2 separate regions of the Homo sapiens genome follow, and region 2 is linked to region 1. Evidence: chromatin loops called from intact Hi-C (ENCODE). Cell type or tissue: ascending aorta. All regions are shown on one strand. Each heading gives the region's core, and the rest is flanking DNA. Links, peaks and the distances in the headings are about the cores only. Region 1 holds the start of LOC124906291 (a long non-coding RNA gene). Region 2 overlaps ZBTB38 (zinc finger and BTB domain containing 38).

Region 1 (16,148 bases), core at 4,450-12,449:
CAAACAAATCCATGACATTTCTTGAGAATAACATATTTACAATCTGACAAGGTGATGTGAAAACACTCTCAAAACTTTTGTGTGTGTGTAGAGGACAGGAGCTGAAGCATCCTTTACAAATACATGAATCCTACTCCTCAATTCAGCACACCACATCTTACCCACAAATAAGTGTGAAATGCTGTTGTTGGACAAGGCCTTGGCAGAACTTTTTCTTACCTATCCTGACATATCTATAATGGAATACTCCAGGCTAGAAAGCTAGACAGCCAAGTTGAAGCCATCGTGATGGCTTTGAGGGTCCCTCATGCAGAGTTACTGACTAAGCAGCCCTTGTCCACAAAGCTCTCGTCCCCGTGGAACCACGTGGTGGCACTTGATGGCCATTCCCAGCCCACCCAACCTTCTCTGATCACCGTGTTTGTCCTTGGGGTGGGGCCCCTGCAGCTATCTTCTACTATAGGGCTCTGTCCCTTTCACCAGAGCTCATCAGATCATGGGAGAACCAGTCTCTTTAGTGGGGGTGGGGAAGGAGGGCCGTGGATTCCTTTGCCTGTGAGGTCCTATAGGGCTGGCTAGTATCTTCCATCCACAGGCAGGGAGAGGCAGAGAAGGCTGATGATTAGCACAGACAGAAATGAAGAAAGGTGACACGGGGGACACAGAGATGACAAGAGGTGGAGAGAGGGAAGTTTTCTGCTTCCTGTTTCCAGCTTTTCCCTGTCCTCCCTTAGTTTCTTTTTTCCTTCCAACATCACATTTTGCTTAAGCAACTAAAGATCCCTAAGACACGAACTTCTGTTTAGTTTGCATTTAATACACAGCAGAAGAATTCCAAAAAGTTTTACTTGAGAGCTCAGAATTGGAATTACCTTCATTCCAACTACCAAGAACCCTCAGAATATTGTATGGCCTCTGTTCATCATATTTTCTGGTTAAATAAGAGTTAAGCAGAAAACTTTTTTTCTCTTTGTTTATATCTGTATTATAAAAATATGTCTAAAATGTAAACACAAAAGCAAAAGATTAGAAACAAATGCTAGCCAATTATTAGACAATGGGTTAAACATTCATACAATGTCCCATGATTTGAGGGAGCCTAAACAAATTCATACAATGGAATACTATGCAGTCACTAAAAGAATAAAAGAGATCCATATGTCCCAGCATAGAAAGTTTTCCATTATCTATTGTTAAACAAATGAAATAAGGTAGTGAGTGGCATGTGTAGTGTGCTCTCATTTATATACAACAAGAAAAAGAAAGGAAAAAATTTGTAAGTTTAAATGCACACACACATATATATATTATATATATATAAAATATATATATGCTTAGATATGCATGGGATATCTATGGAAGGACACCCAAGATCTGGTAACAGTGTATACTTTTAGGGAGAAACCTGGGGGCAGAGAGGGAGGGAGACCATTTTTCTCTGTGTACCCTTTTGCAGTATTTGAAAATTATTTTTTCTGTGTACATGTATTAGCTTTTAAAATACATACATAATACACAAGTACACAAAAATGTATTATCTCTCTTTATACTACAATTACAGAGTAGTCATTTCTCTTAATCATACGAGTTCCTGGAACTTGAGGTAGGCAGATCTTCATACATGTCCACACTGGTTGGGTCACCTATTCTAACATGTTTGCTTTCATGCATAAAAACCATTGAGTGGCCAGGTAAAAGCAGGAAGAAGTGAAGGCTGGTGTTCCTGGAACCACACAAAGTGAGGGCAGAAGGGAAATGTGGAGAGTGTAGTCTGAGCACCAGTAAGTTGATATCTGAGGTTGAGGAACTGCCAGTCAGTAAACTGGGGCTGTCATTCCTGTGTGGATTGTCATCACTCAGAGCAGCAGAGTCCTTGGACTTGGGCCTTCACTTGCTGCATTGATTAAATGGTGAAAACAAGACCTTCTTTCCAGGTTCTTCTGAATAAAGATGAAAGTATGTGCCTGGCTCAGTTAGTCTTAGCTCGATGCAGAGTGTTTTGTGGTCATTTTGATAAATTTTTCTTTAATGTGTCCTGAAAGGAGGTGCGTACCCTATATTAGTAGAGATTCTGAGTGTCAACTCTGATGTTAGATGTCCTGGATGTGGATTCAGACTCTGCTCTTGAGAGGTTATCATTAGAAATATCTCTGCTCCCTTTGAAGACTTTTTATTTTTTTTTTTGAAGAGTGTGTTTTCACTTGTTTTGGAGAACTTGATTTCACTCAGCATGGATATCTTTGTCTATCAACTGGGGAGAACCAGTCTGAGACTGAAGCTAATGCAGAGGAAAGTAAGAGAGAAAAGGGACAGAGAGTGAGGGGTTGAGAGAGATATCATTTTGCTAGAGCCCTTGAATTCAGTTTTGCTTAAAGCCAGCTATATCCTCCCCATATCATGAACAACTGGGTTTCTATCTCTGGCAATGGAGAAGGTCTTGACTCAGTTTCCTCATTCTTGTGTTGAGATTTAAAAAAACACGTGCTAGAAACCGGCTTATATGCTTCCTTCCCAATCCCATCAGGTGGCCACCAGTCACCTGATCCTGATTTCAGATATGGTCTGAAGGTGTGGCTGATGAATAAGAGGGTTAGGGGGTTTTCCTAAAGGAAATTCAGGTGCTTTCACCCATAAACATAGAAAAGGACTCAGCAGGAAAACCTGTAGCTTTCCTCCACACTGGGCAGGATGTAGTGGAAGACTTGTACTCACTGATTTTTAGGGTGGACGCTATCAAAAATTCTGAGAGGCAAATGCCTTGTGTGGGCAGCTGGAAGCAGTATGGTGAGCTTGGTTTCCCAGGAGGTTTTTCAGAGAAATGAGAGAAGTAGGAGTGACTGTGAAATCACTGAAGGATTTTAGTAGGGCTCTGGAGATTGGGTCCCAAGGTTCTTCCCTCCATTTTCTCATGCCAGACTTGTGCAGCCTGGCCAGATTTCTGTGTGGCCTAGGTGTTTCCTCACTGCTCAGGAAAGAACGTCCTATTAGTTGTTTGAAACTGAAATTGGCCAGTGAGTTCTACTTCTACCATGCCTGCTGATGCTCCTTTCCTTTCTGAAGAGGCTCTTCCCCGTTAGGGTGACCCATCGTCCTCATTTGCCTGGGACTGTCTCAGTTTTAGCACTGAATGTTTTGCAACTTGGGAGAGTCTTCAGTGCGAGGCACACCAAGGCAGTTGGTCATCTGGAGTGGCGAATCGGCACACTTCATAGATGACTTGCATTTGACCGCAGCATGCTGATGCTGGGAACATCCGGGAGGAGCTCGCTGGCTGACGGCAGAGGCAGAATTGAAAACGGCTGAATCCAGAGAGCTGTGGTGGGGCTGGAGGTCAAGGCAAGCAGAGGCGTGAGGGGCTGTCTCACACAACACTGCAAGGAAGAGGCTTTTGATGGGGCCTTTGAATTAGGTATTGAGAAATGATCACGTCTGTGGATGGGGCTGGGGTAGGGATGGGCATGAACGTTTCAGCATGGTCAGGAGCTTGTATACACAGACAGCGTGATGAGAAGCCAGGCATTTTGGAGAGTGATGACAGCCGCCCCCTCAACACTCGCAAGGCGGGGAGCAAGTGTACAGATGGAGGCGTATATATCATGTGTCTAAATATTTAAAAGGTATAAACCAGGCTAGCAAGTTCTTAATTAAATATATTCTGTTCTCCTCCCTTGACAAATATACTTTCACAGCAATCTGGAAGACCGTGTTGGAATGTGGAATTCCTAGTTTCTGGCATTTCCTGCAGGAACGAGACAGCAGGGGAAGAGGTGGGCCAGATCTTCTCCCATCCCCTCCTCCCCTCACCCTGCTCCCTCCCAGGCTGCTAGGGGCCTCAGGCACACATGTGGACGCTGAAACTCCATCACAAACTCGGTCCACAACCCCTGCAAACAGCTGCCCTTTGGCTGCCCCAGGGGTGTGGCACTGGCAAGGAAGCGGCCAGAACAGGCCTTGAAAGTCTGCAGGGAATTCTCAGGTTCTGGGTACCAGAATGCGGTCTCTGGGGATGGCGTGGACATTGCGGGGGCACATCCCTGTTGGCCCTGCAGACTCTTTGCCCCGTGCGGCGGGGCACCTGTGGAGGAGGGCAAGCACGGAACGCTCCTGCCTAGGTCTGAGAATGATACTGAGTCCCGAGCAGTTCCCGGTGGCTGGAATGTCGTCGTGTTCAGCAGGAGCAGCAGCAGAGAACGCTGATTCCCATCGTGATAAGAGACGACGAAAATGGCGGCCCTGAATTCCTACCTCTGGTCTTTAGGAAGAGGAATGTCAGAAATAATGGAGTCTGATTTGGAAAGACCTGGGACATGGCCTGATGCTCTTCCACTCACCACACTCACGCAGATGTCGAGCACGTCCAAATCAATGTGTGGAACCTCCCTTTCTGACCCAGAAGTTCTGAGAAGCTAGACATCGAAAATGGCCTAAGCTACCCAACTGTCTCAGGTCGCTAGAGTTCCAGAGAGAAACCAACCACTCCAGAGGTGAGTCGGCTTATTTCTGGCAATACCCACTACTCCTGTGATGTGACTAACCTTTCTGAAGTAGACATGTCATTTCCTTGTCCTTCCATTAGAGGGAGCAAATGTGCATAAGGTCATCGATGACCCAGACGTTTAGCAGAGGAGCTTGAAGATACCTTCTGAAGCTGGTCTGCACTGCAAATTTTAACTCCCTGGTCCAAGCCTTAGTTTCTCCCGTATATGACCCCTTTGAGTATCTGACTAAAGGTTCCAGATGTTAATTATTTATAAGGAAAAATACCACACACATACCCCACCCACTCCTGCCCCCCAACACTCATATTTTCATTTTTTCTTGATTGAAAAGATAAATGAAAGCATGAAGGCTTCCACTTGCCTTGGGCCACATGAGACCATATTTTCACCCCCCAACATAATAACAGCCTTGTTTAGGCAGTCCTTGACATTTCCTAGTATTTTTAGAATTTCTTCCTTTTCACCGATCCCTGATGGATGACTCTAGGACTCTCCAGTTCTGCTATGAATAATGCTGTGCTCTTCACACTCTGACTCTGCTGTGAGAGTCCGTGCTGCGCTATTGAGCTCCAATCCCTTTTGCCTCTCCTAGCAGGCTCTGGAACACAACTGCCTGGGATGAACTCTGTTTATTCACATACCAGCTGTATGGCCTTTGGTAAGTAATTTAACTTCTCTGTGCTTGGTTTTCTCATTGGGAATGACCCGTCGTTGTAGCTTACCTCTGAAGATGGCTGCCATCAATTCCTTCCCTCCCTGTAAGTGTCTGTGACTCCCCCACTGAGGACTGGAGTCTACACCTTCAACCCCTTGAAACTGGGTGGGCTGTGGCTGCTTTAATGCCAGCCTGGTCATGCCTTTAGATGACTCCAGCCTCATCACCATCTAACTGCAACTGCGTGAGAGGCTCTGCCCAGCTGATCCCAGTCAAACCACAGAACCATGTGAAATAATAATAAATGGTTGTTTTAAGCCACTGTTTTGTGACACCGTGCAGCAAAAAGATAACCAAACTAAACATTGTTGGCAATGATAATAGTGTTTCCCTCATGGGGTGATATGAGGACTAAATGAGTTAATCTTCATTAGATGCTTAGAATAGCGCCTGGCAGTACTAGTTGCCATACAGAATATGTCGAATAAAAAAAGGAATGACCTAGGTCTCTGAAAGTATTAGAGTCTCAGGCCAATAAACACTCATTTTCAGGAAAGGACAGTATTTTTTATTGTTTTAGCTCTAGGTTCTTCCAAAAAATACCTTAGTCAATGTGGAATAAGTAGGTGGGGATGAAAACAGTGTCTTGGAGACCAAAAGGCTCAGAGTTGGTCCTGTCTGGCCTGGGCAAGCCCCTTAACCCCCTGGTCAGGGGTTTGTGACCAGCCTGGCCAACATGGTGAAACCCATCTCTACTAAAAATACAAAAATTCCCCGGGCATGGTAGCACGTGCCTGTAATCCCAGCTACTCCGGAGGCTGAGGCAGGAGAATCACTTGAACCCGGGAGGCGGAGGTTGCAGTGAGCCAAGATCGCACCATTGCACTCCAGCCTGGGCAACAGAGCGAGATTCCATCTCAAAAAAAAAAAAAAAAAAAAAATCTACCAAATAGCTTAGCCTAGTCTACCTTAAATGTGGGTCAAATGCTTACTTTAGCCTGCAGTTGGGCAAACTCATCCAATGCAATGCTTATTTTATGATAAAGTGTAGAATAGCTCATGAAATTTATTGAATACTGTACTGAGTAAAAAATGGAATGCTTGTATGGGTACTCAAAATATGGTTTCTACAGAATGTGTATTGCTTTTGCATAATCATGAAGTCAAAAAGTTGTAAGTGGAAACCTCAGAAGTCAGGGGTCATTTGTGTTGGTGTTTTCTGGATTCTTCCTTCTCTATACAAGCTTCATGGACGGGACACCTTGCACTCCTAGCTTCAACAATTCTAAAACCCAAAGACTATCCTTGATCCATCCCTAGCCCTCACTTCCCATATATCATCAAACATCACGTCCTGCTGATTCTCTCCCTTAAGTATCTCCCAAATCCTCCCCTTTCTCTCTATCTTCACTGCAATCACATCATCAGTTAAACTAAACTAAATTTGGCCTAAGGATGCCTTCATACTCAAGTCCAAAATGAACTGCAACCTTACTTAGTTGCATAAACTAACTAAATGCCTAAACTAACAGCTGAGTCTCAGTTCAGCAGCTGAGCTTCAGTCAATCTCAGACAGCTGACTGATTGACATAAGGCAAAACAGTGAGCTGTAGCCCATGAAGCTGCCTCTGTACCTTACTTCTTCCATTTTCTTCTTATAAATGCTGCCTGACTACGTTGTAGGCTGGAGTTCTTAAAACCTATTCTGGTTCTTAGGGGTCCCCAATTCACAAATGGTTCTTTGCTCAATTAAACTCTGTTACATTTAACTTGTTTAAGGTTTTTCCAGTTAACAAATCCAAGCCACTATAATCTCTAGCCTGCACAACTGCAGTAGCTTCCTAACTGCTCTACTTCTGGCCGCTACTGTCTTCCAAGCCATTGTCTACATTTCAGCCACAGTGACTTTTTTGTAATACAAAACTGATTAAATATACCTCTTCTTGTCCCAACCTGCTTTAAATAATTCAATGGCTTTCTGATGCTCTTAAGATCTTCTGGATCTTAAGAATAAGATCCAAATTCTTGGCATGACCTTGAAGGTTCTGCATGGTATGGCTCCTGTCCTCTAGTCTGATTTTAAATCAATTTCTCTGTACTCTGGCCACCACTGGCCTCCAAAGAACTGTGTTCCCTCCACAGGCTGCCCTTGATATCTGTTAGTCCCTCAACCTAGAAACTCTCTCTCCTTTCAACTCTTATTTATCTTTCAGACCTCAGCTCAAAAGTTACTTCCTCAGGTCTAGGTCTGAAAACAAAAAGTTACTTCCTCAAAGACAGCCTCCCTTGAACCTCCCAACTAGGTTACATTCCTCCATTAGATGTCCTCAGAGCACCATGCAGCCCTTCTGCATAGCATTTAGTATGGTTGTAAATAATCAGCTTTTTAGCCTTTTGTGTTCCCCACTATGTCACAGGCTCCAGGGACTATTTGTTTTGGCCATTCTTGTGCTGTACTCCCACCTCAAATATATTTTGAATGAATAAAATACAACTTTCAAATCCTTACCTCAAGTCAGTCTCCTCTTCTGAACTTCCAACCCAGGTATCTAGTTTGTTGGCAACACCATCCTTCTAATTGTTCAGGCCCAAACCTTGGTGTCATTTTTGATCCCTCTCTTTTTCAACCCCTGGTATCTACACCATTAGCAAATCTATCAGATCTGTCTTCAAAATACATCCAATATCTAAGCCACACAGAGTGTACCTCCTAATGGAAGAACATAACCCAACCTAAGAAGTTGCCTTGTTTCTTCCTAGACTGTGAACACCGAATTTCTTCGGAATGAAATTGCGAAGGGAAAAAATAGAAAATCTATAGATTATAAGACAGGTATATCAACTAATTGTAGTATGGGACTTTAGTTGGATTCTGATTCCAATTGTAAAAAATATATATATAATGATGAGACAACCAGAAATTTTAACGAATGGAACTTGATATTAAGGAAATGTTAATTTTTAAGGAATGGTAATGATATGGTTATATTAAAAATGTTGTTTACCTTTTTAGAGATGTATACTGACATATTTACAGATGAAATGGTATGATGTCTATGATCTGCTTCAAAATAATACAGTGGAGAAGGAAAGTAGGTGAGGGTATTGATGAAACAACATTGGCTGTGAATTGTTGATTGTTGAATGATGGGTACACTGGGTTTCACCAAACTATTCTACTTCTGCATAGGCTTGAAAATTTCCACATTACAAAATTAAAAATCTATCTCCAGAATGTGACCCATTTCTTACCATCCCCACTACTCCCACCCTCTTCCAAGCCACTGTCATCTCCCGCCTGTGCTGCCACAGTCTCCTATCTCATCTCCCTGCCTCCACCCTTGCCCCGGGCTGTGGTCTATTCAGTACACGCAGTAAGAGTGATCCTTGTAATCATATCAGATCCTTCCACTCTCTGCTGAAGTCCTCCAAAGGCTTCTCATCTTGCTTGGATATTGTGTTAACTCTCTCTGAGTTCATCTCTTACTACCCAGCCCCCTTCTTTGCTTGCCCACTGCCTTATGCTGTCAGGATAGAGGTCCAACTCTGGCAAAGCCAAGGCCCTGATGATGTGTCCCATGTGCCTCTCCAGGTTCATCATCCCAAACGCCAGACTTTTGGAACAACCTACATTCCCCGGTGGCTCCTTTGTTTTAGTTGCTCCTCTCTGGACCCGACGCCTCTGGTGAAGCCCAGCTCCACCAGCCCCCGCTCAGTATCACTTCTCTCTGCTTTGGTTCTAGGCCTCTTAAGAGCTCAGAGTTTTGTTTTATAATCATCTATTGTCTCATCAATCTCCTTCACCAGACTTAAGTTCCTCAAAGGCACAAGCTACCTCACATCTCTGTAGTCCTAGTTCAGCAGTAAAAATTAAGTATATTTTGAATGAATTAATTACAATTTTACATAAGTTAGCATTATTATTTTTTTTTGAGATGGAGTCTTGCTCTGTTGTGCAGGCCAGAGTGCAGAGGCACGATCTCAGCTCACTACACCTCCGCCTCCCAGGTTCAAGTGATTCTCCTGCTTCAGCCTCCCCAGTAGCTGGGATTATAGGCACCCACCACTATGCCCAGCTAAAGTTTTGTATTTTTAGTAGAGACGGGGTTTCACCATGTTGGCCAGCCCATTCCTGAACTCCCGCCTCGGCCTCCAACGTGCTGGGATTACAGTTGTGAGCCACCACGCCCGGCCACATTATTACATCTTTAAAATGTCTGTTTACCAGTTTCTCTAACTGGAATAAAATACTTTCACCTATAATTACATACAAGTCATATATTTTAAAATTATTGCAAAAAAGTGTTTGATTTTCCACAAAAACATTCTAAATAGAATGTTTTAGATGTTACTAATGAAATAATAAAATATAACATTTCTAACTAGTTCTTCATTCGTTGTCTAAATTTAGAGTGAATAGTTCTAAATTGCACACCCAGCCAACTTTCTTGCTCACTGACCATCTTGCTTGAGGAACTGGGTTAGGATGTACAAACTAGGGAGGGAGTAAAGGAGGCTTCTCTCTCCAGAAGAGAAATCAATAGCTGGTCAGGATTTGGGGAGGGCGAGGGGGATGCATTCTCAGATTTGGAGGAAACTGAAGTGGAAGAGCTGTTGCTTCTGTAAAAATAAACTGATAAGAGACAGATGGGAGTGCAACTAAATCAATCAGTAGGTGATGAGAAAAGATGAGTAGCAAGAATGAAAGTATCCGAAGTAATGGAAAAAAATATACTAACACTTTTGTTTTATGCTTTTACTTTCCCAATTGTTACAGATGCTTTCAATATTAAATCTGTTGTTCTTGTACATAATGAAGTTAGTTTTAGCAGATAACAGTTATCAAATTTTTGGTGAATCTGGTTTGGATTGCCCTTCCAATACAAAATTGATGCTACTGGCCAGCCACCGGTAGGCCTGGCAGTAATTTTCTCTGTGTTGGTGATGGACTGTGCTGCCTGAGCCACCGACATCCCCTCTCACATTGCCCACTGGGACAAACTGCAGGCATTTGCAAGATAGTTAGTTAGCTAAGTTTAGGAGTAGAGTCTGTGACGACGGAACGTATTTTTTTCTTTGTGTGAAAATTACCAGCTTATAATGCTATTACAATTTTACTCCATATCCTTAAAAAAGTGCACAAATTTTACTGATTTTATAGGGCAATCTCCTGAGATATAAGGGAAGCCCAATTCAGGGGAAGCTGAACCTGACACAGCCTCCTTTAATCCTGTTCCAGGGCAGTCACTAACTGCCATCCTAAAGCTGCATTACTTTATCATATCTCCTTTCCTCATACTCTGTTCAGTTTCTATAAATGATTTTTCTCTACAGTGTTGAGAAGGAACAAAAACATGGGCTTTGGAGTCAGGCAGACCTAGGTTAGCATCCTGGCTTTGTCTGGTTGTGAGACCTTCTCAAAGTCACTATAAAACGAGGATAATGAGGTCGAATTCTGGTGCGTGTGTGTTAATGAAATAGCCTATGTAAAGACATTGCCCAGTGCCTGGTACTCAATAAATGTAATTTGTTTCCCACGGATGAGTGGAGCAGAATGCTTCCTGGAGAGCATTTCATTCTCTGATTTATCATTATAAGATCAGGCCTATCCAAAACACTCAATCATCAGAAGACTTCAATCTCTTTTATTCTGCTTTTTTCCTAATGTCATAATCCATTTGACTCCTAAGCATGTAAGTAGGTACCACGGAATGTAAACAAGTAAGGAAACAGAAATAAACTGAATAATACGTGGAAACAAAGCTGTGACTCACACAGATGAAATAGCTGCACAAAAGAAATAACATGAAAACATTTAAAAAGAGACTTAATGTAGGAATAAGCTATTTTAATCAAGCAAAAACAAATTTATATCCATTATTTCTAAAAATAAAATTAGACTTTTCCAATCCTTAACATCTGCATTTAATAATATCTTCTAACCAAAATACAGATGCTAAAACAGCAAGTTACATTATATCTTGTACAGCATACAGTATGTTCACTGTTTACACTTACTTTAATTCTAGTTGGTCATGTACTCAATGCATACTTAAACATCACTCAATAAAATTTTCACAATTAACAAAAAAATGTGACAAGGCTGTCTTAAAACGGCTCTGCTATAAATTGTATAGAATATACAGAATTACAAAGTCAAGTATTTTTTTATCAAAATATACACCCCTCCCTGAAACTAACACAAGCTATCAACATTTTAAATGAATACAATTATAGAAAATATTTGCAAAATTATTTTTTCATGTATAAATATTCTGCCATATTTACTTTGGTCTAGAATTATCAGCATACAAGTCCACTTAAAAAATATCCACATATAAGGGCTGGGAGAGAGACATCACTACAGGTAATTTTATATTTGGGGTTAACTCAAATCAAAATGACTAGAATATACAGTAAATGTCTTTGATTAATATTATTAACTGATAAAACAAATTAGTGGATCATAGGATTGCTTATTCAATATTCTAATTATCAATTCAAAAATGATTTTCGTAAGCCCTTTGTGACTATCTCTTTAATAAAACCCAAATGAATAGTGTAGGGTGTACATATATACAATGTATAAAATAAAGTTGAATTTGCTTGCATTTTCCCATTTTTCTCTACTTATATAATACTGTATGTAAGTGAAAGTAGATGAACAAAAGATAAATGCAGATACAATAGTGGGGTTACTTAACAGCAAGGTACTACAGTATTAAAAGGTCAACTTTAATCATGTCCTTTCCTGGGCGTTTAAATGCTTTCTTACCCACCCAAATCCATACTAAGTCTTCTTCATGGAGACATCACACTTGTAGACAGAAACCGGAGTCCTTTGAGCTACTTCTTCACAATGATAACCTTCCAATCTTCGATAACCTTGGGTTTCCATCTGTCAAATCCAATGAACATGAATGACTGCAGGTCACGCTGAAACTGCATTCCGGATTCTGTTCACACTGGTGATCAAAGGGTAGAAATGTTTTCTCTCTCCCTTCTATTCTGGCAGTTTGAAAAAGAATCATGAGTTCCGGCTTTCCAGGAACCTAGTCCACATGATAGAATATGCTGTAGGGCAATTAGATTTGAGGGTAGTGTTGATGGTGTGGGTCAAAGAACATAAAAAAAAAACTTCAGTGGGTTTTTAGCAAGGGGTCTAGATGTCTGCAAATATGAAGACAGAGCATCTGGCTTTGTAGATATATTTCTGAGTCTCATAAGTAAAGGATAGAACCATGTCACTCCACATCCTACCTTCCCACCCCCTAAAAACAAAGCTACTGTTTTAGGCAAGGAAGGCCATCACTTCTTCTTGCCCACTCAAGTCATTAATGGGTGGGGTGGAGGGTGGGGGTTCCTTTGTCCTTTTGCTTTATACTAGTCTGTACTTGTGGGCTGCATAATCTCCAACAAGGCTAGTAATTGTAGGGATTAGGCAGTCACTTTCAAGTGCCTGGGAATTCACTACTGCAGTGTACCTTGCACTAAATCTCTTGGACAGTCCTTCAGTGGAATGGGAGATGGCAGGTTCCACTTGAGCCCTTAAGTCTGTCTGGAATAGACCCCCACATCCATGGCCTTGTGGTGGTTGGAAGACTGCAGAGAGTTTCAGAACAATGTGACCCTCTTTCATTCTCTGAGATGAGGCCATTGCAAAGTAATATGCAGCACAGGTAATCACAGGTAAATTCTGGGAGGGTGTTCCCCCATAGATAAGGCATGACCTATGTTTTCTGTGAATTGAGTAGACCAGTTCTAAGAACAGCTCAGCCATAACTTCAAGGGAACAGCATTCCATCTAAAAGCATTCACATGCTCTTAAATCATATTCAAAATGCTTTCTATTGATTTTTACATCAGTCCTCATTATTTGCAGATCTATTGCTCCTCATAATTCTCTACAGGGGATATGGACAGTTAAAAGTTATAGTGATTTATATATGTATTTTACAAGGTTTGTGTTGCAGAAAAGTAGTTCTACATAATGTATGAATGTCCTACTTTAGGTTACTCATTATGCACATAATTTCAGTTATATTGTTTAAGTATTTCATGTGTATCCATTAATTTAAACAAATTTTAATAGTGCAGAAGCCAGATGGGAATAAAGACCGTCACACAGCTTATTACCACGTAACATATTTACGAAGATGCCATCTTCAGGATATCTGACCCTTATTTTCTCCAGTGACTAAAGACAGTTCAGCAGCCAGTTCTTATTAGCAATTATTAGAAAGTTTTAAACTAGGCTAAAATTAAACTCCTTTTTTCACTGGTAGAAATACCACAGCTAAGAATTTTATTAACTTTCACAAGAAACTTGGGATATTGGAGGAGTCAGCTATTTTGTTTTTGTGCACTTTGCATAAAGTTAATGCTAAAACCCAAAGTAGATATTAGGATCCTTTTTCTGGAATTTTCACAAATGAGTTTTTTTTTTTTTTAATTTCACTCCTTCATGACTGTCACATGGACAAAATGAAACTAAACTTAAATCATAACTAAAAAAACCACCAACTATATTTTTGAAGATTTTTCTAATTCTTGCCACTCAAAGGACAACATTTTCCACACCGGTTTGTATGTTATCCTTTTGGTCATTGTCTTCTGAACCAATGAAATGTTGATTCTCCAAGGGATTTGAGTTTTCGTGGCACACGTCACCTATTTTCTCCTGCTGACTTGGGCTTTTGAATAAGTGTTTCTTTTGGTGCATTCCAAGGGCAGCAGCTGTTTTGCAAATTTTGGGGCACTGGAAGCAGGCATAGCCCTTCCCATTATGCTCCCGAATATGCCTCTGCTCGTGATTCCTTTTGGTGGAGAGATACAAAAATCTCTGAAAGCAGAACTGACAGTGGTAACGCTTTTCTCCAGTATGGATTCTTTCATGGATTTTGAGGGTCTCATTCAAGGTGAATGCCTTGTTGCAATACTGACAGACGAACTCCTTCAAGCCCAGGTGGATGCGTTCATGTTTCTGTAAGTTTCCTTGCACCGAAAAGCACCGTCCGCAGGTCTTGCACTGGTATGGCTTCTCCCCGGTGTGACATCTCATGTGCATTTTGAGTGTGGAAGGGCTCTGGAACTGCTTGGCGCAGAGCTCGCAGGCATATGGCCGAGAAGTAAGATGTCGGTGGGGCCTTCCTTGGTTTCCAGCCCCCACTGCTTTGTCTCCATCACAGAGTTCACACTGCAGCTTGGGCATCTCTTTAGTTTCTTCTTCCTCAAAGGGTTTATCCTGAGGAGCCTTCCCCACGGCGCAATCCAGTTCTGCTGGGTATTTACATTTATGGCTCGGGCTCCTGTTTCCGTGCTCCTTCCTCCAGTTGACTTTCCTCATTTTTTTCAACTGTCTGGATTTCTTTTTGGGTTTGTAGTTGTAGTAAGGGCGCCACGGTTTGTCAGTGGAATCCTGGTCACTTGCGTCATCGAACACTTCACTCATCTCCATGCACTCGGATTGGCAAAGCCCGAGTGGGCTGTCTCCACTGGGTTCTGGGTCATTCCCCTGTGGCAAAGGCTCCTCCTGCATCTGATACTTGGGTCTTCTCCCTCTTTTATAAAACAATTTAGATCCTAGAATGTGCCTTTTCACAATGGCTTCGTTTCCAATTTTCACTGTTATTTGGCAAAGGGGTGCAACATTACTATTTGTGGAGGTTCCCGGCAGAGCAGGTTTTGCAATGTAGGTTTCAATTTTGCTGGTTTCTTCAGCAATATTTGTGGTTTTGCTCAGTGATCCTCCAGGATCAGCAACATAGTTTGACTCCTCCGGTATTTCTCCCCTGGTATGTGATGTAGTTTTCTTTTTCTCCTTAATGCTTTTGGGTCTGCTTGCAAACCTACCCACTTTATCTGGCTCGGGCTTACTGTCATCTTTCAGGGACTGACTGACAGCTGGGTCTGAAAAGGCTCTGTGGTTGCTGCTGGTCATGGCAGCAATGGCATTGCTGTGCATGATCACCGATGAAAACTGGCTGCTGTGTACAATGACCGAGGGTGCAGAGCCACTGTAGCTGATCACAGAGGCGGCATTCTCACTGCTATTACTCAAAGATAAAACAGGTACATCCCCTGCCCGGAGGTCAGAACTGACAGCATTTTCAGTGGAAGAAACTGACACCTCAGTTGAATAAAAGTTATTGTCAAGATCCATTTTCAATGCCTCCTCTCCCCATTTGGTACCCTCTGCATTTTGTACATTGGCAGAAGTGGGTATGTCCTGACATGCAGATGTTTCCAATGGGATGGCTGGACTGTTGGTCAGGGTGTTTACAGTATCTTGGAAATTCAGCGTTGGTAATTCAGAGCTGTGTGGATTCTGAACAACATAGGTACCAGGTGCAGACTCATTCATTTGACTGTTTTCTCGTGCATTTTCATAGGAAGAATTTCGGTAGCTCTTATAAGGGGCTCTCTTGCATTTCATAGGCAGTAGCCTATAAAGTTTATACGGATAGACACTAGGCTTCAAGCCTCCATTTGCTGTTTTTTTACTGATGGAAAGTCTATGATCGATGGCATGGAAAGACTTCTGATGATTTTTGAGTATATAGTAGGTCATGAAAGTTTCAAGACAGAAAATGCACTGATATCGTCTTTCTCCCGTATGCCAAATTTCATGCCTTGTCCTGTACTCAGCCAATGCAAATACTTTGTTGCAGTAATGGCAAGGATATGTTCTTCTCCAGGAGTGAACATTTGCATGTCTTCGGAGGCTAGATAAGGTCACATAACTACGTTTGCACACAACGCAACTGTAGAGCATTTGCCCATTAACAAATTTAACCATGTGGTCCGTGTCTGGCAAAGTACTTCCGGTACTGGAAAATTCACCAATCCTATTTTCAGATAATAAAGGTTCTGGACCTGTGAATGAACCTCCATTTTGTCCAATGGTAGGATAGTTTTCTAAAAAGCGTTGGTTTCCTCCAGGAATGGGCATGTGGCTTGACCTCATGCAGATCTGTTCATGCCGATCCAACCTG
Region 2 (16,148 bases), core at 3,541-11,540, 48 kb after region 1:
AATTTGCTTGACTATCTTAATTGGCAAAAACCCAAGGGCTCCAACTGGACCGGAAGCTTTGCATCACGGTGTCCTACTGCGTGTGTCTGCTGGAAGCCCAGCAGATGTCATGGTCAGCTTGCTCTCATGGGACAATGCCAGTCCTTCTTTAAGCTTTGCTGCTGACTGCCATCTCCTGCTCTTCTGATAACCTGCCTTTTTCTGGCAGACTGGGCCTAGGACAGTGGGTTCTGTTCCCACTTTGCCACTAATGATGTGGCCTTGAGCAAGTCCTAAGACTTCTCTGGACTCTTCTTATCTGGAATGCAAAGAGGTCGGGCTAGTTTATTTCCCAGGTTCCTTGTAAGCATTAAATTTGAAAACCATGATTACCAGCCTGTCCCAATCCTTCTGTAAGAGTCTTCATTCCCTCAAAAGTGGACAATCTCCCACCCTTAAATTCATGCACTTTCCTCAAGTGTAGAGGGTTAAAGGCAGAACCCAAAGTCTGGCTAATATCGGCATATCTATGAGGACAGGAGGGAGCTACTACATTGAGACCCCTGGGAGACCTCAGACTGAGTCCCTGCCCCTGCTTGTCCCAGCACCTCTGCTTTTCTGCTCAAAAGAAAATAAAGTACTACACCTTAGAGCCGGAAGGAAACAGCCACCATTGAGCAAAACCTTCTTTGGTTATAGGTGAGGAAACCAAACAAGCAAAGTCATGCTGGGAACAATTCCTAGGCCTCCCCTCTGGATTCTCACGAATGTCTTTCTTCTCACCCCAACCCAGCCCTGCAGGGGCTCTGGGCAATTTTCCTAGCCCCCTGTAGAGTTCCTCAGGGCCTCAGAGGGTAATCAACAAACATTTACTTAGCCCTCTGGGCAATCCCCCAAGGAGCAGTTTTAAACTTTCAACTGGTATAGGCTCTGGGAACATTTAGCCCAGCACAGTGACAGTGACAGCTATAGCAAGACACAAATTGATTGATCTGATCAGTGTGGAACTCCATTGGTGTTTTACTCTAAAAGAAAGGCTTGCAGCAGCAGCACAGACAGTAGATAAGGATAGGTTAGGGATATAGGGAGGCTCCATGAGGGTGGGGTCCTGATCTCCTACCTGGCACGTAGTTGATACTAAGTAAATATTTGCTGAACAAATTCAAGTTTGCACATTATCTCTGCTCCATTTGCTTCTTGTCAAAAATTCTGAGGTTACAATAATATTAAGGATGAGGATCTCTGAGCCTCTCAGTTAAAATCAGGAACAAATACCTGTTTCATACTCTCACTATGTGGCTGGGGAGGCAGCCCAGAGTGTGGAGAGAAGAGGCTGGCCTTGTGAGTCAGACAGACCCCAGGGTGTAAAAATCTCACCTCAGGATGGGCACGGTGGCTCACGTCTGTAATCTCAGCACTTTGGGAGGCTGAGGCCGGTGGATCACCTGAGGTCAGGAGTTTGAGACCAGCCTGGCCAACGTGGTGAAACCCCATCTCTACTAAAAATACAAAAATTAGCTGGGCGTGGTGGCAGTTGCCTGTAATGCCAGCTACTTGGGAGGCTGAGACAGGAAAATCACTTGAACCCGGGAGGCAAAGGTTGCAGTGAGCTGAGATAGCGCCACTGCACTCCAGCCTGGGCAACAAGAGCAAAACTCCGTCTTAAAAAATAATAATTAAAAAAAAATAAACTCCCATCTCTACAATCTTGGCTGTAGTTGAGTTTCTTTTTGCTTCACTTGCCACACCATGTTGTCTGAGGTTCTAAAAGATGGCTGAGATAATGCATATAAGGTACAGACCTAACTCCATGAATGTCAGTTCCATCCTCTTTCCTTGGGAGCTGTGGGTATAGAGAGAGAAACTCTGTTTCTAGGAAAGGCTCCAGGCCATCAGCATCCTCCTCCAAAGAGGCAAACCAGCAAGAGGATGCTGACATCGTTTTAAAATGACTCAATATAGTTTTCATAAATATATTCCCAATAAGTCATCTGATTTCTAAACTATGTATAGAGAACATAAAGAGCAATTCCATATACATGTCAAATGTTTTATACTTTCCATATCTAAGTTAAACACCAAACATGTCTATATATCTCAATCCTTTGTTGTGAATAAACAAAGAGGGAAGCTAGAATTAGGAAGAAAAAAATGATACATTCTTTTTTTTTTTCTTTTTTGAGATGGAGTGTTGCTCTATCACCCAGGCTGGAGTGCAGTGGTGCGATCTCAGCTCACTGCAACTTCTACCTCCCAGGTTCAAGTGATTCTCCTGCCTCAGCCTCACAAGTAGCTGGGGCTACAGGTGTGCGCCACCATGCCTGGCTAATTTTTGTATTTTCAGTAGAGATGGGGTTTTGCCACGTTGGCCAGGCTGGTCCCGAACTCCTGACCTCAGGTCATCCATCAGCCTTGGCCTCCCACAGTGCTGGGATTACAGGCATGAGCCACTGTGCCCAGCCAAATGATTTTTTCATCTATAAAATGGAGTTGGGATAGATGAAGAATATGAACTTTAGCCTAAAAATTAAGTGACTTTAAGATGCAGAGATTGAGGGAAATAATACAATGACAGAGATGTTTATCCACCAGAAGACAGAGTCATGTAGAATACTTTAATGGCATGACTGTAGTGTTGTCACATATTGCTAACAAACAAGTTACAATGGTTTTGCAAACTCTGGCCATGGGGACAGGGTGTCATCACTTATTCCCCAGAAAAAGAAACTGGTTTGCAGGCAGCTTGTTACCCAGTACTGTGATCACACAGCAGAGAGCAATGAGATGATGCGGGGTGGGAGGGTGCAATAATACCACCATTCCCTGACTCTCTGGAACGTATTTGTTTTTGTCTGATTATGCATATAATCCATTAACATTAATGATATAAAAATTTTGAGTATAGACATATCTCTAGTAGAAACAGGAGTTGAAACTAGCATCTCAAATCTCAGGTTTATCTCTTCCTCTGCTTCGCAGAAATTGGCAATTGTTAATCTTCGTCACCAGCCATGACAGTGCTGTTTAAAATGCAGATTCCCTTGCCCCACCTGGGAATCTACATTTTGACAAGTTCCCCAGGTGGATTCTTGTCCATACTAAATTGATGATCACTGGGACTAACCCAGAATAAATCAGTGGTAATAGGAGATGTGTGCTTTCTGTGATAAAATTAAAAATTAAAATGAGTCTTAAAGATAAGGCTTTACGTGTAGATGCACAATATATAAATTTACATATCTATACAAGGTTGTGAGGGGAAGGGAACCAATATTAATTAATTACCTACTATGGTATATAGAAATCCTGACCAAATTATGTATTAATTAGTCTTCCAAATAATCCTATATGAGTTATGCATGGAAAAAGTCAGGCTTAGAGAGAAACTCTTCTAAAGTCACAAGTCTGGAAAGTGGCCCAGCTAGGTTGTGAAACTAGATTTATCTGACCCCGGTCTCCTCATTCCATTGTACTAAGCTCATATGCACGTGAAAATGCGCAGACACGCACATGTCATACAATAGCCATATGGTAAAAGGCAATGGAATTACATTACTGTTAGAAACTTTTTGAGTCAACAGAAATGTATTTTTTAAAGGACTCAATTCTATTAAGGGATATTCTTTAATTTGTATGCTGACAACAGAATACAGTGTATGACTACTATCAAAACCACATTTAACAGCCTGAATTTTCATAATCAGAAATGTGTTTTGGGACTTGCCGGGGACAAATTTAAGAGTGATTCTTGATTTGTGTAAATTTGAGTGGTTTAATTTGTGTAAATTAAACCACTTAATATTCATCATACACGTCATATTACCTTAAAAAGGAAAACACCAACAATGTAACTTTGCACTTGTGAATCCACCAGTCTTCCTAAGCTCATCCCTCACCTTCCACGGTCTGACATGCCTGGCTCCCTCCATTAGGAACCCCCTTCCGCTGGCTTCTGGAGTTGCATTCCTCCATGGTTCTTCCTTACTATCTTGCCAGACTTCTATCTGCTTCCCTAGATCTTCCTTTCTTTTCTCAAAAGGCTCCATCCTCAACCATTTTTCCCCTATATTCTCTCTCAAAAATCTCTTTTCCCATCTCTTGACTTTTTCTTATAAACCAAAGACTCCCAAATGAGCCCTGGCCTTCTTGTGGAGCGCAAAGCCCCCTTCTGCCTGGGAGACAGCATGCTTCAACACTGCAAACACAGCACCTCTAAAATGTAGCTCCTTACCTCCTTCTGAGTTTCCTCCATGGGTACCACTGCTCTGGAAATCGCAGTGTCAGCTTTAGCTGTTCCTTCACTGAGACATCAGATTCTGTCAGTTCTTCCCTTTGCATCTATTCCTTTCCCATTTCATTGTTATCATCCATTTCAGGCCTTTTCTGCCCCTCTTTTTCCTTGGTGGGTTGTAGTAGCTTAACTGGCTTTCTGGCCTCTAGTTTCTGCCCTGCCTCTCCTCCCGATCTCCCCCCAAGCTACTCACAAGAGCCTGGTCCTGAAGCACAGCCACAACACTCCCCTGTTCAAGTACCTTTAATGACACCTATTGGTTAATGCATTCACAATTCCTAGTTGGCATTCAAGACTGTATCATTTGGCACTGAATGTTCTCCAGTTTTGATGCCTGTATATAGACCAGTTCTAACTCAGTTGGACTTGATGCTTTTCCCTGAATATGCTCCAAGTTTCTCCATCTCCTACTAGTCCTCCTATCTCAAATGCCTCCTCTCCATCTCTTTTATTGAAATGCCACATCATTCAAGGACTTGCTTAGATGCTTTTTCTCAAGAGTCTCTTGACTGCCAGGGATAAAAGGGACCCCTTCCTCCTCAAATTACCAAAATATCTTCTTTTTGCATTTATCACGTGGTTATTTCTGCATATCTTCTTTCCTCAACAGAGTCTGAGAGCGAAGAGACCAGATTTTTGTGGCAGCTGAATTCTCCATTCTCTCTAGCACAGTCATACTTCTAGTATGCTGTACAGCATTCACAGAACACCTTCAAGTTTACAAAGCATGTTCACATTCAACATCTCATTCGTTTTATTTGGGGATTAAGTTATTACAGGTAGTATTCAAGTCTTGCGATTTGATTTCTGTGGCTTACTGCAATTCTTAGAGCTATCTCTAATTTTCTACCTTATAAATTAAACAAACATATTTCTTAAATTACTTTACTTTTGAATACCCACAGTCTTCTGTGGCCTACAAAGCTAAAAAAAGAGAACATTTCAAACCAAACAAAGCCCCCTTGCCAAACTGCTTTTTCTTGGATTATGAGTTAAATGTACAAATGAAAAGGCCTCTATAAGCAGGTAACGAGAATGACAAAATCAAAATTTTAAAGAGAAGTGTGAAATTCCTTTCTGAAGATATTAAGACATTTTAAATGGCTTTCCTATATATCCATTTGGAATTCTACGTATGGGTCAATCTCCAACATCCGTGGAGCTGACATTCTAGCATATTAACAATAGAAAATTGCTAACAGTTGAACAACAAATTCTTTGCTAAGAGACTGGAAATGACTAATATGATTGTAAAAACAAATCTGTCTGGTCTTGAGTACCCAAGTGCCTTGTAGAAGCTCAATAAACATTTGTTGATGAAAAATAAATGAATGAATTCAGAGAAGGCCTTACTATCATTTATAAATTGAGGGCATAAGTTTTAATAGATAGGTGGAAGTATAGATTTAAGTGGAGAAAAAAGAAAAATTGAATTTAGAAGTAGGAATTTTGGTGTGTCTATGACTCTGGTCTGTCCCTGCGATGGACCCCACTCTGCAACTGCTGGAGAAGCAGGGGAAGAAGGTGGGGGTGAATGGCAAGCACCGTCCATCCTACTGTGCCTCTCTGGAATCAGGCTGCAAGCTCCTCCAGGACGGGCACTTTGCAGTCCTGGCACAGAGCTGTGCCCACAGAAGGGTCTTCATACATGCAGTATGAGATGCAAAGCTCTCCATGACCTGTCTCTATTTTCACATTTCAATCCTTTACGCCTATTCTTCCTCACCTCATAGGGCTATCGTGAGGGGTAAATAAAAAATACTGTGCTTAAAGCCCTTCACACACTGCCTAGCGTACACATGCACACAAATGCTCGACAAATGGTAGTTGTTATTGTCACCATCTGGGACCTTGTATATGGCTCCAAGGTAGAGCTTAGTGTGCTGGGCCGTCAATATTTGTCTGCGACAGCTGCAAGTGTCCCGGGGATGGTCTCTTCACATTTGTATACTCGGTGCCTAGCAGAGCGCTCACCTCACAGAGGCCCTGAAGCTGGCTATGTGACTGAGCAACGAAGATTCAAGGTCCAGTCCTGCCTTGACCCCAACCCACTGGGTAACCCTGAAGAGTCATTTAAACTCTCCGGGCCTCAGCAATGTCAGTGCATCCTTCCAGCCTAGGGAAACTAGAGATCTGTGAAGAGACATGTAAAAGACCCCACGACAATTGCTGACAGAACTGGAACAAGAAACCAGCTGTCCTAAAGCCTTGATCTCCTAGTTCCCCTTCATCACGGGGGCTTCACACATCCGGTCTCCCAGTAACATATCACTTGAGTGTCATGGTCACTTTGTAACCCCAAAACTTGGTGGATTGCTGTCTTGAATCATATACCCTTTGGGAGTCCCTCAGAAAGACCATTTCCTATCTCATGTAGACTAAGGAGAGACGCGACTTTAGTTACCTCAGTTAGAACAGACCAGCTTTAACAGAGTGAGATTCCTGTGCTTTGGAAGAAATCACTTGGAAATCCTTGGTTCTGAGTCCTCCATTTCTTCCACATCAAGATCTAAAAAGAAAAAAAAAGTGCAGTGTCCCATGACTAGCTGCTAGGATTTCATCTTTTAGCAACAATAATAACTGCAATTAGCACATATTGAACACATAAGTCAAACACCCACAAAGTGGTTGACATATGTGGTTTCGTGTTGTCTTCATAACAACCTTCAGATGTAGGGAACATTCCCCCATTTTACAGCTATAGAAACGGAGACTCTAATGGACCACGGAACCTGTTCAAGGTCACACAGCTGGTGTATGTGACAATTAGGACTCAAATCCAGATTCAATTGATTCCAAGGCCTGGGCTATTAACCAGTAAGTCAGGGTTTTAAAAACATTTCAGACAGTGACCCACGGTTTTAAAAATTTACATTATATAAACCGAAAACCAAAAGTCTCATAAAACAATGCTTACCCTTACTATGTGCAATGCACGTTATTTTTTCTATTCTTCTCTGTATTGTACTATATATTCTATATCTTTAAGAAGATTTCCAGTAGCAACCCGCTAAACTGATCCCACAATCTTAGAATGGGTCCCCCACTCTTGAAAAACGCTACACTTAGATATAGCGACTCACTAGCTGCTTCTCTGAAACCAGGACAAAACTCTTCCACATTTTGTAACCATGAGAATCTGACCAAGTAGTTGAGCTTCACAGAAGAAAAGTCTTTAACCTTTAAAATATGTATAAGGCACCATAACACATATCACCTATAATCGATCCTTAGAAGGGATACTCAATTAGGGCCAACGTCCAGAATGGAATTAGGCACTTACCTACCGCAGTGCAGGAGTTATAAAGTGGAACCGCGGACAGACTAAAATCTCAGGTGATTTATGATGTACCCTATAAAAAAAGTGGCTAACGGCGGGCGGTTGTGTTGTATGTTGTACCAACAGAGCAGACCTTACTACTGCAGAAGTAGGCGGCTGAGACTGCAAACCCCTGGGGGCAGGTCCCTGCCTTTGCACGTCCCTTTCAATTCCAGGGGCTTGGTGTTGCATCAAGGAAATCATCAAGTTCCCATAGGGTCAGGACTAGGGTCCGATTCCCAATCCAGGAGACGGGAGGTGTGACTGTCAAAGCAGTGCCCGAGCCCGCTGGACTCGAGCCCACCACGTCCCCAGCCCCGGGAGCGCATTCCTCCTCGGCCCCCGCCCTCTAGCACAGCCGCGCAGTTGGGCCACGGGATGCGGCGCAACCTGCCCGCACTCTCCAGCCGAACCCACCCCGCCCCGCCCCGCTCCGGGCGCGGGCCCCGGAGTCCGGGCACCTGCGGGCGCTTCCTCCCCGCGGGCAGCTCGGTTCTGCTGCGTTTGCAGAGCTCAACCCTTGCGAGGGTTTCCCCAGCCCGGCTTCCCGGCTCCCTCCAGAAGCGAGGAGCGATCGGGCTGGCGGCGCCACGGGCGCCGCGCCCGCAGGCCGCGCCTCGCCCCGCCCCGCCCCCGGCCCCGCGAAGACCCTGCGAGGGGCACTTACGGGGCTCGGCTCCTTCGCCGCCGGCGCGTTTCCCCGGGGGTCCATGGTGCTTCCGGACCCGTGAGTCCGGCCGCAGCGCTGCACAGCACCGCCCAGAAAATGGACGCCGGCGGCTCGGCTCTGCCGGCCCGGCCCGCCCCCGGCGCGGGGCAGAGGACGCAGCCCGTCCGGGAGGAGGTCGGCCCGACCCGCAGCCCCGCGGGCCCGGGGCTGGGGTAACTGCGGCGCCAAGGACCAGGCCTCAGGAGGGCGGCGGCGGGACCCGTGAGGGCCCCGTAAGGCCCCATGCCCGACCCAGTGGCCAGCCGGGGCCCCCCACCAAGGAGGCAGCGGCCTCAGCCTCCTCAGGGAGGACACAATTCAGAACCTGCCGAAGGACAACGCAGTTAGGACTCTGGGCCACAGAGCCTGGTGACTGTCAGAACAAGGCCTCGGGCCGCAGAAGGGTCCGTGGGCTCCTGTTCGAGACTATGCACACTGGATTCGCAGAAAGTCGCTGTTTCAATTGCATCAAATTCTCAGGAATAAGGAGTCACCTGTGTTTTTTCCATGGCCGTCAAGAGAGGCCTAGATAGATTTTTCCCAACGTGGCACAGAAACTATTTCACGCAAAAGACCCAGTCCTCTTCTTTAAATGAAGGGCCCTGGCCGCTGGCATCTTTCTTCCAAGATCCAGGGGCTGCTCATTGAAAAAGTATTCAGAGAGGGCCTGCCACAAGCTGGCCATGTGGAGCTAATGCACGAATAATGGACAGGTGTTTTTTTTTTTAAATCGTCCATGTTCCCTGTGTTTTGACAGTAGAGTCTTATTCTTAAATTTTCTTAAAAAAAAAAAAAATTCAAGGCCACAGCTTAAAAGGATTAAAAAGTCAATTCTTTACGTTTTCAGCCAGGAATCTACAGTACTTGCAATTCTGCATCCCAGTTCCTGACCATGTTTTAAGAATGTGATCACTTGATGAATAGATTCCAATATTAAATATAAAGCCAACAAAACATTTTAAATAATGAGGGAAAAATATATTGACTCCAGGTCAAATTAAATAATCATGTTATTTAAAAATAAAAGGAAGAGTTTTGAAGGCCGACAGTTTGGGCAACATGCATACACATGTATATTAGCATTTCCCAACCTCCTCAAAGCCAAGCACCCTTTATTCTTCCTCCATATGCCATGTGTTCAGAAAGATCTACTCAACTAAACTGCATTTATTAAGTAATGATTCATCTTCCCACTTAAAAAAAACAAAAACAAAAACCTGCAATGTTTTTGTATATGCAATTACCAATCAGAGCTTTCTCAAAACCTGAGCTAACCTGTTGTTAATAGTGGATTCCAACCTAAAAAATTTGTGATCTATTAATAATTGCATGTTTGTATGTTTCCACTGAAACTTTTGGAAACTCTGAAAATTACTCAAAGACCTCCAAGAAAACTGAGGCACATGGATTAGGAACCAGGGTTGGGAAGTGCTAGTATGCAGTATTGCTCTCTGTGTTTCCCTGTGACTGGAAGGTGGGAGGTGGTAGGGCAAGGCAATTCCGCTTTGGATTCAGCCTGCCTGGGTTTAAAGCCCAGCTTTGTTGCTTACAAGGCCACTTTAGGCAAGTTAGCTCAACTCCCGTGCCTTCTTCATCTATAAAATGGGACTAATTTTAATATTAGTGCCTACCTTGTAGGGCTTTTTAAGAACTAAATGAGATAATACATATGAAGCATTTGCAAGAGTACCTGGTATTATGTAAGCACGCTATGATTGCAGGCTGTTGTGGCTGCTGTTAGTACTGGAAGTTAAGTATTCAGAGTTCTAAGTTCCTACCATCCAAACAGTGAGAATCATAGCTACTGTGTGTAAAACAACCTTTACACCCTAGAAATTTTCCATGGGTAATCTGCCAGGGTCACATGGTGAGTGACATAAAGGGATTGAAACACAGGTCTGAATCCATATCCACTTTTTTGTATTGTTAACATGTTCCAGGTGGTACCTTGACCAGACTCTGTCAACAGCTTGTTAAGGGTAAAACCGGCTCTGGGTTTCCTAAGAGGCTTAGCAAGTGAATGGGTCTTTACATCCACTTGGGAATTCACAAACAGTGGCATTTCTTTCTTATTAGAGCCAAATGTTTCTCCAGAAGTGGCTAGATTTCCCCAAATTGTTATTAATAACTAAAATATCACAGCAACAGTTTTAAACAACACAGTCTAAAAATTACATAATCAACCCGTTCTTCAAAATTTTCCATCCTTCCTCATAACCAGTCACAGATTCTCTCTCTTAATCATTCTTCTGAGTATGGGGAACTATCTGGAAATTTCCAGGAAGGGCCCAAGTTGTCATAATTATTTTCTTTTCTGTAAAAGTTTATCATTTTCAAGACCACTAAACATGATGTGTTTCCTCTATCTTTATAATACTTCTCATTTCAATACATTTGCAAAAAAAAAAAAAAAAAAAAAAGCAAGACTTTCAAGATTATCTCCTCTCTTAAATTCTTAAATTTCCACCAGTTCTTCACTATTCCCACAATATGCTTCCTTATCCTTTTCCAGGGGCCTTTTCTAGAAGGCTTTCCTACCTCATTCATTTAATCTCCACACAGGTTTCTGTTATCCTACAACTGCCTGCTTGCACCTTCTGACTAGGACTCTTGGCCAGTTTAACACTTACTAACGTCTTCTCTTTAAGGTTTCAATATTATAATATATTAAAAGACTAAAGTATCTTTTTTAAACCTGCTTGCTGTCTTTGTTTCCTACTATTGGTTAGGAATCTGTTAACTCATTCCAACTCTCATACTAGCAGCACTCTGTTAATTTAATTCGTGGTTTTACTTTTTTTCCTCTTTCCCTCAACCTGGGTTCTCACCAAATTCTATAACTTGGCCTCCCCTAATTTGGCTGCTTATCTCTTTCCCTTCAAGCACTTTAAGGAAGTCTCTTTCCAAATCATTTTTTCTCATCTCTACTACATTCTTGAAAGGCTACTTGTTGTGTGTGATGTGTGTGTTTGGTAGTAAATCTACCAAAGCCCTTGAAGAGGCAATGTTTAGAATAGAGGTGTCAACTTCCCATGCCCGTGGGAGCCAGGCAGATAAATGTGTGAAACTGCTTATGGGAAGTGGCATGAATTTTGGCCTGCAGGAGAATTCAAGTCCCACCTAAATGGGGTTGGGAGGTGGGGAATGGGGATGGTGGCTACCCAACCCCGACCAATTGTTGCCAGGTGGAAATGCCAGATCTGCAGCACTTCCTAAGGGAGTCTAAATCAGGATTTTTATATAAAATCTATGAAATGTTGACTACTTAAAAAAAAAAAAAGGAATATAAATCTGATCAAGGCTCTAGATGTAACTCCCAAGTTACAGGAAATCTCTGAGATAGAGAAACACACAGAACAGCACCAAGGGAGGTAATCACCAAATTTCAGATAGGAGGAAACTACAGTTTCTTCAACAAAATTTTACAGCAATAGCAAGGAAAAAAAGAGAGGAGAGAAACCTATAAATTAAATGAAATTTAATAGTGTCAATTGCACTGTATGGACTTTCTTTGGATTTGAGCCTTGAACAAATAAATTGGTTTTTTAAAAGATGACCTCTCATTTTTTGAATGCTATGATGTTTTGATGTTATTAAGGAATTATTGTTCTTTGTTGGTGTGGTCTAGTACTGTGGTTATTTTTCTTTTTTAGTAATCCACATTTAAAAAATATATTTTAAAAGTAATCTACATTTCTAAAACTTTTATTTCAAAATATTTCAAACTTATAGAAGTGTTACAAGAACAGTGCAAAAAAAAATACAGAAGGAGATTTACATGAAACAAGATTGCCTAGCAGCTGATAATTGTCAAAGAACTGAGGGTTCATTAAACTAGCCTCTACTACATATGTTTAAGATTTTCATAAAGTTTTAAAAGGTTATGTTAATAAAAGTATTTAAAATGACATAAAATGCTTCTGCTAGGATGTTAAGTAGACAAGAAGATACATAGTTTGTCTATAAAATACTATCTCAACAATTAAAAAATGCACCATGCGTAGATAAAAGGCCAAAATGTTCAACACTCCAAATTACCTCATAATAGGGATATACTACTTTTATAATTTGAAAAAAAAAGGTAATAATCATTTTAAAACCAAGAAACAAAAATATTGGCGACTCATTCAACTAAAAACATTGTTAGAAGTGAAACAAACACACAGGTGGACTGAATCTGGCCAATAGGGCCCCAGTTTACAGGTTTCCAATTAGAAAATGGGCCTGCAAAACCCATTTGGTCCCTCGGGCCACATCTGGCCTGATACCTGTTTTTGTGTGGCCTACAAGCTAAGAATAGTTTATACATTTTTTAATTATTGGGAAAAAATCAAAAGGAGAATATAAACATAGCTCGTTTTATTGCACTCCACTTTATCGGGTTTGTAGATACTGCGTCTTTTTTTACAGGTTGAAAGTTTCTGGCAACCCTGAGTCAAGCAAGTCTGACTGGTGCCATTTTCCTAATAGCATGTGCTCACTTTGTGTCTCAGTGTCACATTTTAGTAATTCTCACAATATTTCAAACTTTTCCATTATCATTATATGTGTTATAGTGATCTGTGATCAGTGATCTTTGATGGTACTATTGTAATTGCTTTGGGGTGCCATGAACCACGCCCATATAAGATGGCGAACTTTATTGATAAATGTTTATGTTCTGACTGTTCCACTGACTGGCCATTCCCTACCTCTCTTCCTCTCCTTGGGCCTCCATATTTCCTCATCTACAAAAATACTGAAATTAGGCCAATTAACCTTACAATGGCCTCTAAGTGTTCAAGTGAAAGGAAGAATTGAGCATTTCTCACTTTAAATCAAAAGCTAGAAATGATTAAGCTTCATGAGGAAGGTATGTCGAAAGTCAAGACAGGCCAAAAGCTAGCCCTCTTGTGCTAAGCATTTAGCCAAGTTGTAAGGAAAAGCTCCTGAAGGAAATTAAAAGGGATACTCCAATGAACACGGAAATGATAAGAAAGCCTTATTGCTGATCTGGAGAAAGAATGAGTGGTCAGGATACAGGATCAAACGAGCCACAACATTCCCTTTAGCCGAAGCCTAATCCAGAGTGAGGCCCTAACTCTCCTCAATTCTAGGAAGACTAGGAGAGGTAAGGAAGCTGCAGAAGAAAAATGTGGAGCAAGCAGAGGTTGGTTCATGAAGTGTGAAAAAGAAGCTGTCTCCATAACATAAAAGTGCAAAGTGAAGTAAGTGCTGATGTGGATGCTACAGCAAGTTATCCAGAAGATCTAGCTAAGACAATTGATGAAGGTGGCTACATTAAACAACAGATTTCCTATGTAGACAAAACAGCCTTCTATTGGAAGGAGATGTCACCTAGGACTTTCATAAATAGAGAGGAGAAATCAATGCCTGGCTTCAAAACTTCAATTAGGGGCTTATGAAGCTGGTGACTTTAAGTTGAAGCCAGTGCCCATTGACCATTATGAAAATCCTAGGACCTTTAAGAATTATGCTGAATCTACTCTGCCTGTACTCTATTAATGGAACAACAATGACTAGATGACAGCAGATCTAGTTTAGTGAATATTTTAAGCCCACTGTTGAGACCTACTGCTCAGAGAAAAGATTTCTTTCAAAATATTACTGCTCATTGACAATATACCTGGTCACCCAAGAACTGTGATGGACATGTACAAGGAGATAAATGTTGTTTTCATGCCTGCTAACACAACATCCATTCTGTAGTCCTGATCAAAGAATAATTTTGACTTTCAAGTCTTATTAAAAATATATTTCATAAGGCTATAACTGCCATAGACAGTGATTGCTCTGATGGATCTGGGCAAAGCAAATTGAAAACCTTTGGGAAAGGATTCACCATTCTAGATGCCATTAAGAACATTCATGATTAATGGAAGGAGGTCAAAATATCAACATTACCAGGAGTTTGGAAGATGTTGGTTCCAACCCTCATGGATGACTTTGAGAGATTCAAGACTTCAGTGGAGGAAGTAACTGCAGATGTGGTGGAAATAGCATAAGAACTAGAAGTGGAGCCTAAAGATGAGACTGAATTTCTGCAATCTTATTATAAAACTTGATCAGATGAGGAGTTGCTTCTTATGGATGAGCAAAGAAACTGGTTTCTTGAGGTGGAATCTATTCCAGGTGAAGACACTGTGAACCTTGTTGAAATGACAACAAAGGATATATGATATTACATAAATTTAGTTGATGAAGCAAGGACAAAGTTTCAGAAGACTGACTCTACTTTTGAAAGAAATTTCTACTGTGGGTAAAATGCTATCAAACAGTGCCACAAACTAAAGAGAAATCTTTTGTGAAAGTCAATAAATGCAGTAAACTTCACTGTTGTTTTATTTTAAGAAATCGCCACCCCAACCTTCAGCAACACAACACTGATTAGTCAGCAGCCTTCAACATCCAGGCAAGACCCTCCATCTGCAGACAGATTATGACTTGCTGAAGGCTCAGACATCAGTAGCATATTTTAGCAACAAATTATTTTTAAACTAAGGTATATACATTTTTAAGGCATAATGGTACTACACACTTAATAGACTACAGTATAATGCAAACACAACTTTTATATGCACCGGGAAACTAAAAAGTTTGTGCACCTTGCTTTATTGCAACATTCGCTTTATTGAAGTAGCCTGGAACCGAACCTGTGACATCTGAGGTATGCCAGTATTTCATGATGTGAAAATTATATGAAATGCAGATTTTAGAGTTTATAAGTGAAGTTTTGAGACACAGTCACATTCATTCATTTCTGTATCTGTGAATGATAGTATATCATTATTACTATACTTAATATTATATATTATTGTATTTTGAATTTCATAATACAAAATTTATGAAAATTTGCTTTGTCACTTGTTATATAAATACCTACGAAGTATCTTCAGTTTTGTCTTGACCCACTGTTAAACTAAATGTATAGAAGGCCATTGATTTAGACTGGCTCCTGCACTAAGCCCCAAGAGACCAAACCAAAATGGAGTCACTCACGCTAAAGTTCCACATCACCAAACTGAAATGAAGTTGTTTATCCGACTTGAGAAATTAGGAGAGAGATAATAGGCCAATTTTAGCCAGAATGATAAAGCAGTCCCCTCTGCTTTAACCTTTATAAGGAAAATTACCTGCAGTAACCTGATGTTAACCAATCTGCTTTTTGTATTATGTTATTTCCTTGTTCCTGCCTAAGCTACCTTATAAAAACCAATTGTTCTGCCATGCCCAACAGAATACCTTCCTATTTGTTATAGATAGCGTGCTGCCTGATTCACGAATTGCTAATAAAAACCAAGTAGATCTTTAAACTCAATTTGTTGAAAATTTGTTTTTTCATGCCATAAAGCCTAAAGTATTTGCTGTCTGATTCTTTACAGAAAAAGTTTGTCAGCCTCTGGTTTAGAATTTGGGCTTTCCCTGTGACCTCAAGGCAGCTTTAGTCAAAAGAGCACTGGTCTAGGAGTCATGCCTGGTTTCATTCCACCACTTAACTCTCCGAGAGACCTTAAGAAGTCCCATCTTCTCTGGGCCATGATTCCCTCAAAGATAGAGTATAGAGTCTAAAATCAATAAGGCAACAGAAACGTGTAGTTCAGATTCCCATAAGAGCTTAGCAGGAAGTACAGGGATGATGCAGTGCTAAATGCTGGTATGCCAGCCAGGTGTGGTTCTCCTGGAGACCAAGCGATTCAAACAATCAGAATATCCTTTGAGGATGGCTCCACAGGCACTCAGACTAGGGGCTGGATAGGCTGGTGAAGGAAGGAAGAGGAAGGCTCTGGGGGCTCCCAGAGCAAACTAGCATGCCTGCAGTGGGCAACCTGACTTTGGGGAAAATAATTTCT

The links. Hi-C counts contacts between places; a loop is a spot of excess contacts. Peaks named below come from ENCODE experiments on the same cell type or tissue, not always from the same donor. Only the 100,000 strongest peaks of a DNase experiment are listed, where the experiment ranks them.
Region 2: a loop joins it to region 1, with 2.6 times the contacts of the local background. A loop is called at or near these places in 47 of 110 quality-filtered maps.

Annotation. Positions count from the first base shown.
Region 1 is chr3:141,443,540-141,459,687 of GRCh38, reverse strand. ZBTB38 (zinc finger and BTB domain containing 38) reads right to left here. Exons shown (of 6, transcript NM_001376113.1): 6 at 9,896-16,148. The coding sequence ends at 13,712. It overlaps LOC124906291 (a long non-coding RNA gene), which reads left to right and starts at 3,803. Exons shown (of 2, transcript XR_007096120.1): 1 at 3,803-4,484; 2 at 5,092-11,049. RefSeq lists enhancers at 3,467-4,109, 7,417-7,556 and a silencer at 8,350-8,522. In ascending aorta, for the core only: CTCF peaks have their summits at 4,562 and 7,466; DNase peaks (open chromatin) are centred at 7,483 and 9,277; H3K27ac peaks cover 4,451 bases.
Region 2 is chr3:141,394,558-141,410,705 of GRCh38, reverse strand. ZBTB38 (zinc finger and BTB domain containing 38) reads right to left here. Exons shown (of 6, transcript NM_001376113.1): 5 at 6,675-6,779. Among named protein-coding and RNA genes, the nearest start is that of ZBTB38, 34 kb to the right of the region's middle. RefSeq lists an enhancer at 810-899 and silencers at 7,961-8,250, 8,331-8,640. In ascending aorta, for the core only: CTCF peaks have their summits at 7,719 and 8,898; DNase peaks (open chromatin) are centred at 7,865 and 8,424; H3K4me3 peaks cover 3,452 bases; H3K27ac peaks cover 7,903 bases.